Regions from separate parts of the Homo sapiens genome. Here region 1 is linked to region 2. Evidence: chromatin contacts called from ENCODE Hi-C or POLR2A ChIA-PET data. All regions are on one chromosome and are shown on one strand. The core of a region is the stretch at or near the end of the contact, and the rest is flanking DNA. Distances in the headings are between cores, read along the strand shown. Region 1 holds the start of SEMA4B (semaphorin 4B). Region 2 holds the start of ZNF710 (zinc finger protein 710).

Region 1 (7,141 bases), core at 2,271-4,770, 200 kb before region 2:
GAGCGGAGATGGCATCACTGTACTCCAGCCTGGGAGACAGAGCGAAACTCCATCTCAAAATAACAATAATAATAACTCCCATTAAGTGTCCAAATAAGGTGGCCCAAAAAGACTTTGGAGGGCCATGAGAGGAGGCGTGTTTTGTTTCTCCCCACGTGGCCAGGCTGGGAAGCACTGGGCGCCATTGTTTCTACTCAGCACCACTCCTGCTCCTGACCGAGGCTTTGGTCCTGGAGCTCTGCATGGTAGTTCCAACGCAAGAGAACCCAAATTCCACACACTTCTTTGAAGTGTTCCTTTCAGAGATTTCCAGCTGACTGTGGAGCCCCCAGTGGCTGTCCCCTCATCCTCCTCTCCCTACTGGCCACTGGGCGAGGCCACAAATCGGCTCCCTGCATCTTAAGCACCCCAGGAATGTGCTGTTCATCAACAATAATTAGGGTTCCCTATGAAGGACCCCAGATGCAGGGCAAGCTGGACGCTCCACTTCAAGGGATTTTGTTTTAAACCACAGACATAGCCCCACTGTCCCTAGGCATCTGGGTCCTTACGGGGCATGGGTGGGAATTCAGTAGAGGAGTGAGTGGCAGGAGGAAAGAGGGGTGTGTAATATCCAGTTCCATGACTCTTTCTCCTAAGATGCATGCAAGGGAGGGCACTAGGGCCCTGGGCCCGGCGTCCCATGGTCACCACGAGCCTGCCCAGGATGGGCACACTGCCAGGAACATCTAATGAGCCCCCTGGGATGAGGCAGGAAACCGCCTTAGGCCACACTCAAGGGTGAGCCTGTTCAGTTACCAGGGCATTCCCCTCTCGGACTCCCAGCCAGCCCTAGGACCTGCACGTAGGTAAGAGTAGGAGGTGGGTATGAGGGCCAGGAGGAAGCCCAGAGAGGGGGCACTCCAGGGTATAGTGGCAACTCAGTCGACTATAGATACGTGCTCACAAGTTCAGGTAGCTAGGTGCCACTACACTATTCCAGGGCTTTGGTGGGACTGGAAAAATGGGCCACTCCGGGCAGACCTAGCCCCAAGAACATAGCAGAAGGGGTCTTTTGCTCCAGGACTCTTAGGTTGGAGAGCTGAGTGTGGACTGCATTTCAGGTCCTCTCAACCCTCAGCTGGGCACCTTGGTACAATGCACAAAATGCAAGCCCACCTACGGCAGCCCTGACAGGTGAATGCTGGTGCGTGACAGAAGCCTGGGAACAGTCACGGGCTTGTAGAAGTGGACCAGGTCCTGCAGCTGCATTGGTAATAATAACCAAGTATTCTAGCTGCTCCTCGGGAAGCAGGTCCCCTCGATTCCCCTCGCTGCTCTCCAGTTTTGCCTTCTAGCTACCCTGTGATTGTCCCATCCAGTTCCAGAGTTGGACATGAAACCTACCGTCTTTTGACATGGTCCCATGAGCTGGCCCAGCTTTCCCAAGGCCATAAGTGGAGTCCATTGGAGCATCTGCCCCCATCTCACCCTGCCTTCTCCCAAAAATGAGAGGGTCTGAGGGCAAAGGGAGTTGTGGCCACAACAGAAGTAGCAAGACAGCAGGCCTGGGGCTGGTTACACCTGTTCATCCTGACTTCACAAGCTGAAGCACCCAAGGGGCTACAGTCAAACTAACACCCCAACCCTGTCCTAACCCCAGGCAGAATCACCCCAGATCTGGGCAAGATGTACAGAAGTAAACTCTGAGCTGAGTAACACTCATTCAGCGGTTCCCGTACCAGGCCCTGTCCTAACGACTTTTCAAACACGAGCTGATTTAATCCTCACTACCTTGAGGTAGGTTCTGTTATTATACCTGTTTTACAGATGAAGAAATCAAGACCCAGAAACTTTAAGTAGCCTGCTCAAGGTCACATGGTTACTAAGTGGCTGAGGTAGCATTTGAACCCAGGTCATCTGCAGTATTTCAGACAGGGGTTCAGGTAGGGTTACTTGAAGCCGCTAGGGCCCTGCCTTAATTTAAGTGCTGATTCTACTATTTCCCTTTGTAAACAGGATGCTTTTAGAGGTGGGGATGCTGTGAGGAGATGGAAGTCTGGGACAGTTTCAGTCTGTAACCTCTAATTCATACATGCTTTATTCCAAGTCATACAATATGACAACCAACAAGTTAAAGGGCTTGCGGATACATCTGTTGGGCACTTATAAACTTCATACCCGAGTAACACACCTTGCAAGGCACCTACGACTGCCTATTTTGCAGATGAGAAAGGTGGGGCACTGGGAGCAGAAGGCACTTACTTGCCCAGTGGAAGAAATGGGCTTGGGATCCAGGACCCTCTGAATCTAAAGCCCAAGTGCCCCAAGAAGAGCTGGAGAAGCAACCGGATGGAAGGGAAAAGGAGAGGGAAGGGCGGAGGGCTGAAACAGGAGGTGGCCACAGAAGCAGATGTGAGGACCAGGAAAGGAACCCAGCCAACCAGGATGCTACTCCCAGGTCACTCTGAGGAGGGGTCGCGCCCAGGACTTGGGAATGTCAGCGCCCAGAGCTGCCCCCATCCGCAGTCTGTTCGCTCCCAGGACTTGGGAATGTCAGCGCCCAGAGCTGCCCCCATCCGCAGTCTGGTCGCTCCCAGGGCCTGGAGGTCTCTCCATGCTGGGGCTTGGGGCTGCACTGGCAAGCCAGGGATGGAGGGGCGGAGAGGGAGGATCGGGCGCCTGCCCGCCCACCACAGCTCCCGGCCCTGCTGCGACTTGCTGGGAATACCAGAACCCCAGTGTTTATAGGACTGCAAGCAGTGGCCTCCCTCTACCCCGAGCCGCCCTCGGGGGCGGCACCGCGGTCGGCTCTGGTCAGCATCAAAGACAAGTAGATGGGCAGGCGGACCCCGCCGAAAGTGCATCCTCCTAAGGGAACTAGGGGGGACGACAGAGCGGGCTAGACCCCATCCCTACGCAGAAAGAAAACTGAAGAAAGGGGCCAGCGGCCCCACAGCTCCCCTCTCCTCTCCCTCCCTCCGCGCAGCGCCTTGAAAAAAGAAGGGGTCCTAATGGATCCCGTGCCTCCGACAGGTCCCCTCCTTGGTCCTTTGTCACGGCCACCTCCGCACGAGGCACGTCCCCGGCAGCCTTCCTTCCCCCGGCCCGCGTCCCCGGGTCCCCGGCACTCACCCAGAGGCAGGCTGATCCGGGGGCTGAGCGCCCAGGTCGGAGGCGGCGGCTGCAGCAGGAGCAGCAGCAGCAGGAGCAGCAGCAGCGGTGGCCGAGGCGGCAGCGCGCCCCATGGGGCGGCGAGCCAGCTCCTCAGGCCCATCGCGGTGCGCAGCATTCGGAGAGCAGGAGCGACGGTGTCCCGCGGCTCGGGCTCAGGTGGCTCGGCCGGACTCACGGGCGGCAGCTCCGCCCCGCGGTCCGCCCCCGAGTCGCCCCGGGGGCCCCCGCCTCCGGACCTGGGGGGCGGGAGGTGGGAAACAGGGTCAAGTGGGCCCTGGCAAACTCAGCCCCTCCGCGGGGCACCGCAGTCCTCCCGCCGGCGCCGGCCCCGCAGCCTCGGCTTGGGCAGAGCTCACCCGCAAGCGGCGGAGGGCGGGGCTGAAGGAGGAAGTCGGCCGTGAGCCCGGCCGGCCCGCCCCCTTCCCCCTTCCTCCTTCCCGGGCGCTGGCAGCGCGAGGGGCGGCAGCTCGGGGCGCTGCCGCAGGGGCCAAGCCCGGGATCAGTAGCCCCGGCGGCCGCCGGAGCGCTGGGACGCGGACGAAAGCCGACCCCCAGCTCCCCGCCCCCACTGCTCAGACCCTCCCACCGCCGCCCAGGCCCTGGCCCCTTCCGGCTCCTCTGGGACCCTCTGCTAGTGGCGTTGGTTTGGGGACACGCTGCGTCCCCGCTATGCGCCTAGGGAGTTAGGGGGCGGATGGTGATTAGGCCTTGGTCTCCTCCCTTTAGGCGCCCCCTCCGCTCTTGCTCCTGGCGACCCCCTTGTTCCTGCGACCAAATGAACTCGGCCGAGCTCGTGCTGACACTGGGGCTAGCAGCTTGAGAGTCCAATTTTTGCACAGGTCAATCCACTGCAAGTCATGGCTGGGCATTCACTACAAGCTCAGCACTTAGTCTAGGCACCCTGCGGGCTTGTCCGCTTAATATTCTGTCCACGCGAAGCCCTCGGGTGGGGGAAGGGCAAGATTAGCTTAAGTGGGATAATAGGATTTAATGTACTGCTGAGGAGGTAAAACCTTCACAACCTGCACGTGACCCGGCAGGGGAAGGGAACCCCTAAGACTGGAGTGGAAGCCCAGAGGCACCCACCCCTAATCCTCCTGGCTCCTAACATCTCCACGGGTGGAGTTCAGCTCTGCTGAGACCAGGGGTTTCCAACTGCAGCCTGGACCATTAGCAGATTCTGAAATCAATTTAGTGGATCCCAACAGCATTAAGAAACAAACAAAACATAGAAACTATCTAAGCAATAATCTCAAAGGATAAGTAATTTTGGGAAAGCTACTTCAACTTTTCCTAAGTGTGCACAGGATTACAGAAAAATGTAGTAGTTCCTCCTGTAGTTAAGAGTCCAAAAGAGTGAAAGCCTCTGCTAGTTATTTCCATGGCAGTAGAGACCATCGCTCCATAAATTTGCTGCAATTGCAGGAAAGCTCCTCTTCACCCCCAGCCAAAATCAGCCTCCTCAGAGCACCTCTTTTCCTCTCCTCCCGACTTTCAGGGTCTGCCACATCTGCTCCCACAACAGGGATGCTGTCAAGAGGGTGGGCACAGCACCCACATGGTCCCAGGTCTCCTTTCTTACAGCTAAGTTTCCTCATGCTGCATGATTTCTGTACCTCCATCACCTTCTGTGGACATGGTGCAGGCTAGCAGCATCCCTTTTAAAGGGGCTCCCAGAACTGGACACAGAATTCCACATGGGATATGGACAGCACCAAGCACCCACAGTGCTACTATTGCCCAGGTTTGGATGCTTACTCTAAATGGGTTCAATCCACCTACAGCCAGTGATACCCAAACCCCTATCTGCCGCCTAGTCCAGCCCTGCTCAGCCCTTAACTCCAAAAGGCCTCAACTTTTTTTTTTTTGAGACAGAGTCTTGCTCTTTTGCCCAGGCTGGAGTGCAATGGTGCAATCTCCACTCACTGCAACCTCTGCCTTCTGGGTTCAAGTGATTCTCCTGCCTCAGCCTCCCGAGTAGCTGAGATTACAGGTTTATGCCACCACACCCCGCTAATTTTTTGTATTTTTAATAGAGACAGGGTTTCACAATGTTGGCCAGGCTGGTCTTGAACTCCTGACCTCGTGATCCACCTGCCTTGGCCTCCCAAAGTGCTGGGATTTCAGGCGTGAGCCACCACACCTGACCCGGCCTCAATATTTCTACTTGGCTGTCTGAAAACCATCTCGAGCCCAACATGTCCCAAACTAAGCTCCTGATCTCTCCCCCTTCTCAAAAATGTGCTCCACCTACAGCCTTCCCCATTTCATTTAATGGCAATTCCATCTTTAAATTGCTCAGGCCAAAACCCTCAGCTCCTCTCATTATCTCACTCCTCACATCCAGTCCATTAGAAAATCTATAATCTGACCACTTCCCAGCTCCCTAGGGCCCAGGCACCACCCTCTTTCTCCTGGTTACTGCAAGGGCCTCCTAACTGTTCTCCCCGTTTCCTCCTTGGTTCCCCTACAATCTATTCTCAACACAGCAGCTGGAGTGAGTCTTTAAAACACAAGCCAGGACAGGGGTGGTGGCTCACGCCTGTAATCCCAGCACTTTGGTGGGCCGAGGCGGGCAGATCACTTGAGGTCAGGAGTTCAAGACCAGCCTGGCCAACATGGTGAATCCCCATCTCTACTAAGAACACAAAAATTAGCTGGGCATGGTGGTGTGTGCCTGTAATCCCAGCTACTCGGGAGGCTGAGGCAGGAGAATTGCTTGAACCGGGGCCTGGGAGGCGGAGGTTGCAGTGAGCTGAGATTGTGCTACTGCACTCCAGCCTGGGCTACAGAGCAAGACTCCATCTTAAACAAAACAACACACAACACAAGCCAGATCAGGGCTTTCCTCTGCTCAAAACCCTCCAAGGGTTCCCCCATCTCATTCACAATGACCTTACTTGGAGTGGTCTGCAAAGCCCTCCATGTCATCCTCACCACCAGTACCACTGCATCCTCTACTACTTTTCCCCTCACTCATCCACACCAGGTACATATATAGTAGCCCGAACCAGCAGGGCCTTTGACCTGGCTGCTCCCTCACCTGGCACACTCTCCCCCTAGATAACCACAGGACTGAGTCCCTTGCTTCCTTTTGCTCATTTATCACCTTGAAGAATCTGAACTTCCTCCTAATATGCCCCTTATCTCCTTAAAAATACCTTGAGATATTTTTTCAGAGCACTCATCACTGAATAACATACGATATATTAGTTATGGTTTTTCTTTATTGTCTGACATCCCATCTCCCCCAGAATGCTGACTGAGAGGGCAGAGATTTTTGCTTATTTGGTTTGTTAAGTAATGTATCTCAAGCCTCTAGAATAGTGCTTGGCACATGGTAAGCAGGACTTCAGTAAGTACTGGATGAATGAATGAATGAATGCAACTTGAGTCACAGAATACTGCTGACTCATGTCAGCTGACAACCAGAACTATTTTTTTTATATCAACTTTGGTCCAATAAAGAGTTTTACCAGCCAGGCGCGGTGGCTCACGCCTGTAATCCCAGCACTTTAGGAGGCCGAGGCAGGCGGATCACGAGGTCAGGAGATCGAGACCATGGTGAAACCCCGTCTCTAATAAAAATACAAAAAAAAATTAGCCGGGCACAGTGGTGGGTGCCTGTAGTCCCAGCTACTCAGGAGGCTGAGGCAGGAGAATGGCGCGAACCCGGGAGGTGGAGCTTGCAGTGAGCCGAGATCACGCCACTGCACTCCAGCCTGGGCCACAGAGCGAGACTCCATCTCAAAAAAAAAAAAAATTAATTAATTAATTAATAATAAAATAAATAAATCTAGTGGTTCTGGCTCAGATGTCATCCCACTGAAGTCATGTTGAAAACTGATTCTATTATCATACATTTGGCTTCCCCTTCCAGTATGGGGTCATCTGTAAACATGATAACCATTCCTTATGCCTTTATTCAAGCTATTGATAAAAATATTGGGTGAGCAGGGCCGGGCATGGTGGCTCACGCCTGTAA
Region 2 (6,323 bases), core at 535-3,034:
GGTCAGGAGTTTGAGACCAGCCTGGCCAATATGGTGAAACCCCGTCTCTCCTAAAAATAATTAAAAATTAAACGGGCGTGGTGGCGTGCGCCTGTAGTCCCAGCTATTGGGGAGGTTGAGGCAGGAGAATCGCTTGAACCCGGGAGACGGAGGCTGCAGTGAGCCGAGATCGCGCCACTGCACTCCAGCCTGGGCGACAGAGCAAGACTCCATATCAAGAAAAAAGAAAAGGCACCCCGGATACTGCTACGCCTTGCCCTAACCGTCTCGCAAATCCTAGAGATACATGAATGACCCTTTCAGGTTGGTTAAAATCCACACAAGCACCTCCCTGGCCTCTTAAATCTTTCCAAACTACAGCTTAGACTGGAGGGAAGCAGTTGCAGCGCCCATAAAAGTCATCTTAAAAGGCAAGTTGGAAAAAAACCCGATACGCACTAGTTAGCAAGTCCGCGGTGAAGGGGGCGGTGGCCCAAGGGCCGGATCTGCGGGATCTGTGCGCCTAGGGTGGGGAGGCTGGGGCTGCCCCGTCGGTCCCCGAGCCCGCGCGCCCACCTGGTAGCCTGAGGGCCCCGATCTGACGCTGGTGCTCACGCCCCACAGCTCCATCCAATTAGGAAAATGACCGCGAGAAGACGGAGAGAGGGCGACGAGGAGGAAGGGGGGCTGAGCCGCGGGAGGCTCAAGACGGGCCGTAGGGACCCCGCCCGCCACCCCCACCCCCACGCCCCCAGACAGCGAGCGCCGGTCCTGGGTCCCCGGCCCGCGGCGCCCCGACGCTGTCCCGGCGGAGATCCCGCGGCGCCCAGCGTGCGGCGGCCAGTGGCCCTCGGGGACGCCCCCAGCCCCGCCAGCGGCGCGCTCAGCTCTCCCCCACCCCCGGCCGGCTGGGACGCGCAACAACCCCACCCGCTCCGAGAATAAAGTTTGTGGGCAGCCGTAGGGGCGGGGCGGCGAGGGGGTGAAACTTTGAGTCCCGGGCCGGGTGTGGGGGGAGCGCACCCAGCACCGGGACACCCACGTGCGGGCCCGAGAGCCTCCGCCACCGTCGCCTCCCGGGCCTCCCGCGCCGCCGCCGCCGCCGCCGCGACGCTTTCCTTTCATTTTTGCCTCTCTCTCTCTCTCTCTCTCTCTCTCTCTCATTCGCGCGCTCTCCTCCCTCTCGCCCTCTTTCGCTCGCTCCCTCCCTCTCCCTTCCCCCTCCCCCTCCTCTCCCTCCCCCCCACCCCAGACGCCATCTCTCCCTCTTTCCCCGGCTCTCCCTCTCTCCCTCCAGCTCTCCGGCATGAGGGAATGTGGAAGTGAAAGGAAAAGACGACATGTTTGCAGCGCGGCGCGGGCCTGCGCGCGGCCGTCCCCAGGGAGAGGCGGGGGGCGGGTCGGCCGCGGCCGCAGCGACCCACCCCCGCGCCCCCCGCGCCCCCGCCGGCCGGCAGCGCGGGGCTGCGGGGCTGGGGCTGGGGCTGGGGCGGGGGGCCGCGCGGGACACTCACCCTGGGTCCGGGCGCGGCTCCTGCGCTGGGGCCCTCGGCGGGCCGGGCCGGGCCGGGCCGGGGGCTCCTGGCTGCCCACCGCCCGGGCTGCTGCTGTGCGCCCGCCGCCCGCCTCCACGCGCGCCCGCCGCCTGCTCCTGCCGCCCTCCCTCCGGCTCCTCTCTTTCTCTCTCTCCCCCCTCCTCTCGCTCGCTCTCTCGCTCGCGCTCTCTCCCTCCCTGGAAGAAGGGAATGAGGCAGGGCTGACGTGAAGGGATGCAAAACAGCTCCTCCTAAGCCAGCTCGCAGAGGAAGAGAGAGACAGAAAAGCAGCCCTTTTATCTCTCTTTTGTTTTCTCACTTCCTTCCACCCCCAACACCTCCCTCTTGTCAGCCCAAGTTTTCTTTTCTCTTTCTACCGCAGAGGATTTTTCTTCCTTTCTTTCTCTTTCTTTCGGTTCAACTCTCCCACTCGAATTGAAAGCCTGAAGGGTTTTCTTTCTCCTGTTTTTTTCTTCCCTCTTTTCTTCCTTCTTCCTCCTTTCTTATTTCTCTAAAAGGGTTTTGTTTGCTGTGGGAGTTTCGTTTGAAAATCAAGTCACGCCTTTTTTCCTTCTTTTCTTTCTTTCTCTCTCTCTCTTTTTTTTTTCTCCTCTCAGCAGAAAAGGGGAACAAAGATTAACTGAAGCGGGGAAGAGGCAGACCTCGCTTGGAAATGGGGGGCCCGGCCCTGTCCGGTACAAAGGGGGCCCGGGGGCCCTGCGCCCCGCCCCCCCCAAGGGAAGCCAGGGGCGTCCTCTGGAGAGGAGAGCCGGTGCGGGTGTTGGGGCACGGGTGCGGCTCCTGGGTGCCGGTTCCTTCCCAAGTGCGAGCGAGGGCCGCCGAGCCCGCCCCTCCCCAGCCAGAGGTGGCAAGCTGGGTGTGTGTGCTTCACTTATGTATTTTTAAAGTAGGCAGATGGGCCTGGAACAAACATCCCCGCAGAGCACTGAACAGCAAAAGCCTTTAAACAGCTGTTAGCAGAGCCCTGGACGGCCTGACTCGAGGGAGCGGCGCGGGCTCCGAGCGCCAGGGCCCGGGTGGAGAAGGGGCTCAGGGCAGCTGCTGGGATCGGCGGGCTGGCGGGGTCCCCGAGCCCAGGGCCTGGGCCTCGGCCCCGGGGCGCACTGCTGGGGGGCGCCGAGGCGTGGTCGCTGGCAGCGCGGCCGTCAGGTCCCTCTCGGCTCCCTGAGGGGCCGCGGGGTTTGGCACAGCCTCGCCGCCCTCCAGCTCCGGCGCAGGCCGGACACCAGGCCTCCAACCTCCAGAACACCCGCCACTCCGAGCCGTTTCTCGACTGCAACGCAGGGCGGGTCCGGAGCCCTCGGACAGAGCCGGGCAGTGCCGCCAGGAAGGGTCAATTATTCATGGGGCGCCCGGGCGTGCTCCCAAGACCTGCTCTGTCCTCGGGTTCTCCGGAGGAGTGGGGAGAAGACGGGGGAAAGTTCCCAAAGCAAAGTTGGTCACATTTGTCATTTTCCCAAGTAAGTATTGAGCACCTGCTGGATGCCGGGCCCTCGGACTGGGGCTGCAGCCAGGGGGAGAAACGTGAGGTCTCGGTGGGCCCCGAGAGCAAACTCAGGGAACAATGCAAGGGAAGCTGCGGCTCAGGACCAGGTCACCGGGAGGAAGGAAAGCCTGGATCCTCTCCCCTCCCTCTTCCCTTCCTTCCCTTCCCTTCCTTCCTCCCGGCTGCATCTCCTTGGCTCCACCCCTTCTCCTCATCAATTCCTCCCACACTTCCCTGCTCTCCCTGGCTTTTCACTGAAGGGTCCCTTCTCCCAGGGAGGAGCAGATGCTGAGCCCCATTGTCTCTCCCCCAGTGACTGCAGCCTCCCGGGGACACGACCTGCCACTCCTCACCCCTCCCCCCAGCCCTGAGCCCTGGGCCTTTAGAAACGAGAGCCCCAAGGCCACGGCCCCTCGCCCCACCCTAAACCAGCTCCTGGTGCTCTGAGCTATGACTCCAGTCACTCAGAACACATTTGTCTCTGACGAGGAGTGAGGAAACAGTAGCCTGAGAGTTTGGTTCAACAAGAAGGACACCATGGTCTTTTAACATCAGCACCCTGAGCCCCCAATGACCCCAGGGCCTTTGCCCAGGTCTGCAGGAAACCACATTTCCGTCATCACTTGCAGCCTCCCACTTAGTACACCCAAGCTGCATCCTCCAAAAAAGCAGAATGCAGCTCTTAGAGCCAAGCATGCACTTAACAAATGCCTACTGAGTACCTACCCCGTGCCGGCGAAGGTGCTGGCTGCTGAGGACCGAATCATCAGCAAGACGCAGTCCTTGCTTTGGCCTTTGGCTTTGCAGGCGAAGGAGCAAGAAAAGAAGACAGCAACCTCAGTGCCATGCGATACAGGCAAGAGTGAACCAAGAAAGCTCCTAAGAGGGTGCTTGGACTAAGGTGGTCAGGTGTGGCTTCCTGGAGGAGGTCGTGTCTAGATTAGGCTGTGCTAGCCAAATGCATGGGAGAGAACAGTCTGTCCAAAGGCCCCAGGGCAAGACGGCACATTATTACAGGTTCTTAGAACTGTCAAGAGTTGAAGTGTTTACTGCAGCTTAGAATACAAGTGGGTGGGGGGAGAGTGAGGATAGAGCACAAGTGGGAAAAAGGGGAGGGTGTCAGGGAAATATTCAGATTTTAGCCCCTCCCACTTGCTAACTTCATGAATGTAAATGAATAACATAACTTCAGTGAATAACTTCGACTTAATTTCGGGACATATAAAATGCAGGTAAGAAGACCTGTGGATTGCAGAGACAGTGTCTTAGTTTAAGGGCCCAGGCTTACCTGCTGCATATTCCTGGGCAAGTCAACCTCTCTAACTTTTCTGTAAAATAGGGATAAAAATACCTGCTTCACAGTTTGTTGTGAGGCTCAAACCCCACACCTAGCATGGTGTCCGGTACATAAGCACCAATCCCCGGTAGCTTTTATTTACTATTACTACAAATCAGGGAGTGACTGGGTAGTGCCCCGATGACCTGGAAATAAGATTACGTTCAGGGTTGAAACCAGAGTGACTCACCACACCAGAAACATGATGAGCTGACTGAGGGGGAAGCATTCCTTCAAAGATGACCAGTGTCCCACTGGGAGGCTGGGATTGGTGAACACCACATCCGATCAAGATGGCCAGGTGGCTTCTCAGGAACATGACCAGAGCTTGATGACTGGTTATCAAGGCCCAGCCTGATCAGCAGAGTTGTAGCCTGCCTGAGGAACAAATAGGAATCAGGAGAGGATGGGCCTCATGAAATCCAGGAAGGCCCCTGGGAGCAGGCACCTGGCTATGTTTGCTCAGGAGAGAGACGTAATCACAGAAGTTTGCACTGGAGGAGCAGGGGAGGGATAGGGGGTGATTATTGACTTCTCCACAACGTGATTTAAAGCTCCCAAAACCTCTTAGTCCTTTGGTTGGATTATTGGTTCTCCAAGTGACCTGCACATGAACTTGGCACCAGCCAAATGCCCTCAAGGATCCAGGCAGATACCACAGCTCCAGTTCCTGCTTTGTAAACATTTTACACTTCTATTATTTCTTTCGTGAGTGGGAGTCTCGCTCTGTCACCCATGCTGGAGTGCAGTGGCACGATCTTGGCTCACTGCAACCTCCGCCTCCTGGGTTCAAGCGATTCTCTTGCCTCAGCCTCTCGAGTAGCTGGGATTACAGGTATGTGCCACCACACCCAGCTAATTTTTTTTTTATTTTTAGTAGAGACAGGGTTTTGCCCTGTTGACCAGGCTGGTCTCAAACTCCTGACCTCAGGGGATCTGCCTGCCTCGGCCTCCCAAAGTGCTAGGATTACAGGCATGAGCCACTGCGCCCAGCCCTCTGTTATTTCTTTACAACACAAGTTCATTGTGAAAGAATTCGAAAACGAACCCTATCTAGAGACATATTTCGGTGTATATCCTTGGACATTTTATATCCTAGTGGCTACATGTAAGTGCACACCATAATAAAACTGTACAAAGTCAATATCATTAAGCAAATGATGACTCTATGTATAAGCATGTTATTTTTACAAAATTAACAAAAATGGCATAACACTACACCTACTGAATTGCAGCTACTTTCACCCGGTATATGTCACAAATTATCTTCTGGTCTGTAAACATCCACATTCTTCTTTGGATACAGGGTCTTGCTCTGTCAGCCAGGTTGGATTACAGTGGCATGATCATAGCTCACTGCAGCCTCGAACTTCTGGGCTCAAGCCATCCTCCCACCTCAACCTCCCGAGTAACTAGGGTTACATTTGTGTGCCACCATGCTCGGCTGTATTTTTTCTTTTTGTTTTTTGGTACAGACTGGGTCTTGCTATGTTGCCCAGGCTGGTCTCGAACTCCTAGGTTCAAGCAATCCTCCTGCCTCAGCCTCTCAAAGTGTGGGGATTACTGGCATAAGCCACCTCACCCAGCCCACATTGTCATTCTTAGTGAATGATATTATTCCATGGTATGTGTGTATCTTAATTTGTTTAAACAAATTGTTAGACTCATGGGATGTTTGCAGGTTTTTCGCTTTTATGAACCTGCTTTGATAAACATACCTGTACAGCCACCTTAGTGCGAGGCTGGGCTAAGCACTTTATTTGAGGTAGGTGTCATTATCATTTTACAGAGGAGGAGGCTGAGGCACCGAAAAGCTTAAAAACTTCCTAAGGTCACTACCATGGAGTGTCTGAGCCAGAATGTGTAGACAGGGTTTCCCTTTGGGAATTCTCTTTCAACATGTTTTCCCCTCTTTAGAGTCTCCTCCACTTTCCATACCAATTTCCTCTCTTACAGATTACCTCCC

The links. Hi-C counts contacts between places; a loop is a spot of excess contacts on that map. ChIA-PET counts read pairs that join two places held with the same protein, here RNA polymerase II (POLR2A). Pooled maps may share reads with other maps.
Region 1: a pooled map shows a loop between it and region 2 (7-fold over the local background). The contact joins the promoter of SEMA4B here to the promoter of ZNF710 in region 2. A Hi-C loop is called at or near these places in 1 of 168 maps with a recorded cell type or tissue (prostate gland) and 5 of 50 pooled maps. POLR2A ChIA-PET finds 5 or more read pairs at or near these places in 3 of 52 experiments (GM12878, MCF 10A and naive thymus-derived CD8-positive, alpha-beta T cell).

Annotation. Positions count from the first base shown.
Region 1 is chr15:90,197,709-90,204,849 of GRCh38, reverse strand. It overlaps SEMA4B (semaphorin 4B), which reads right to left and starts at 3,520. Exons shown (of 14, transcript NM_198925.4): 1 at 3,115-3,520. The coding sequence starts at 3,271. RefSeq lists a silencer at 3,069-3,828 and an enhancer at 3,001-3,972.
Region 2 is chr15:89,996,785-90,003,107 of GRCh38, reverse strand. It overlaps ZNF710 (zinc finger protein 710), which reads right to left and starts at 1,784. Exons shown (of 5, transcript NM_198526.4): 1 at 1,494-1,784. RefSeq lists enhancers at 1-202, 203-971 and silencers at 671-1,170, 1,586-1,754, 2,163-2,332.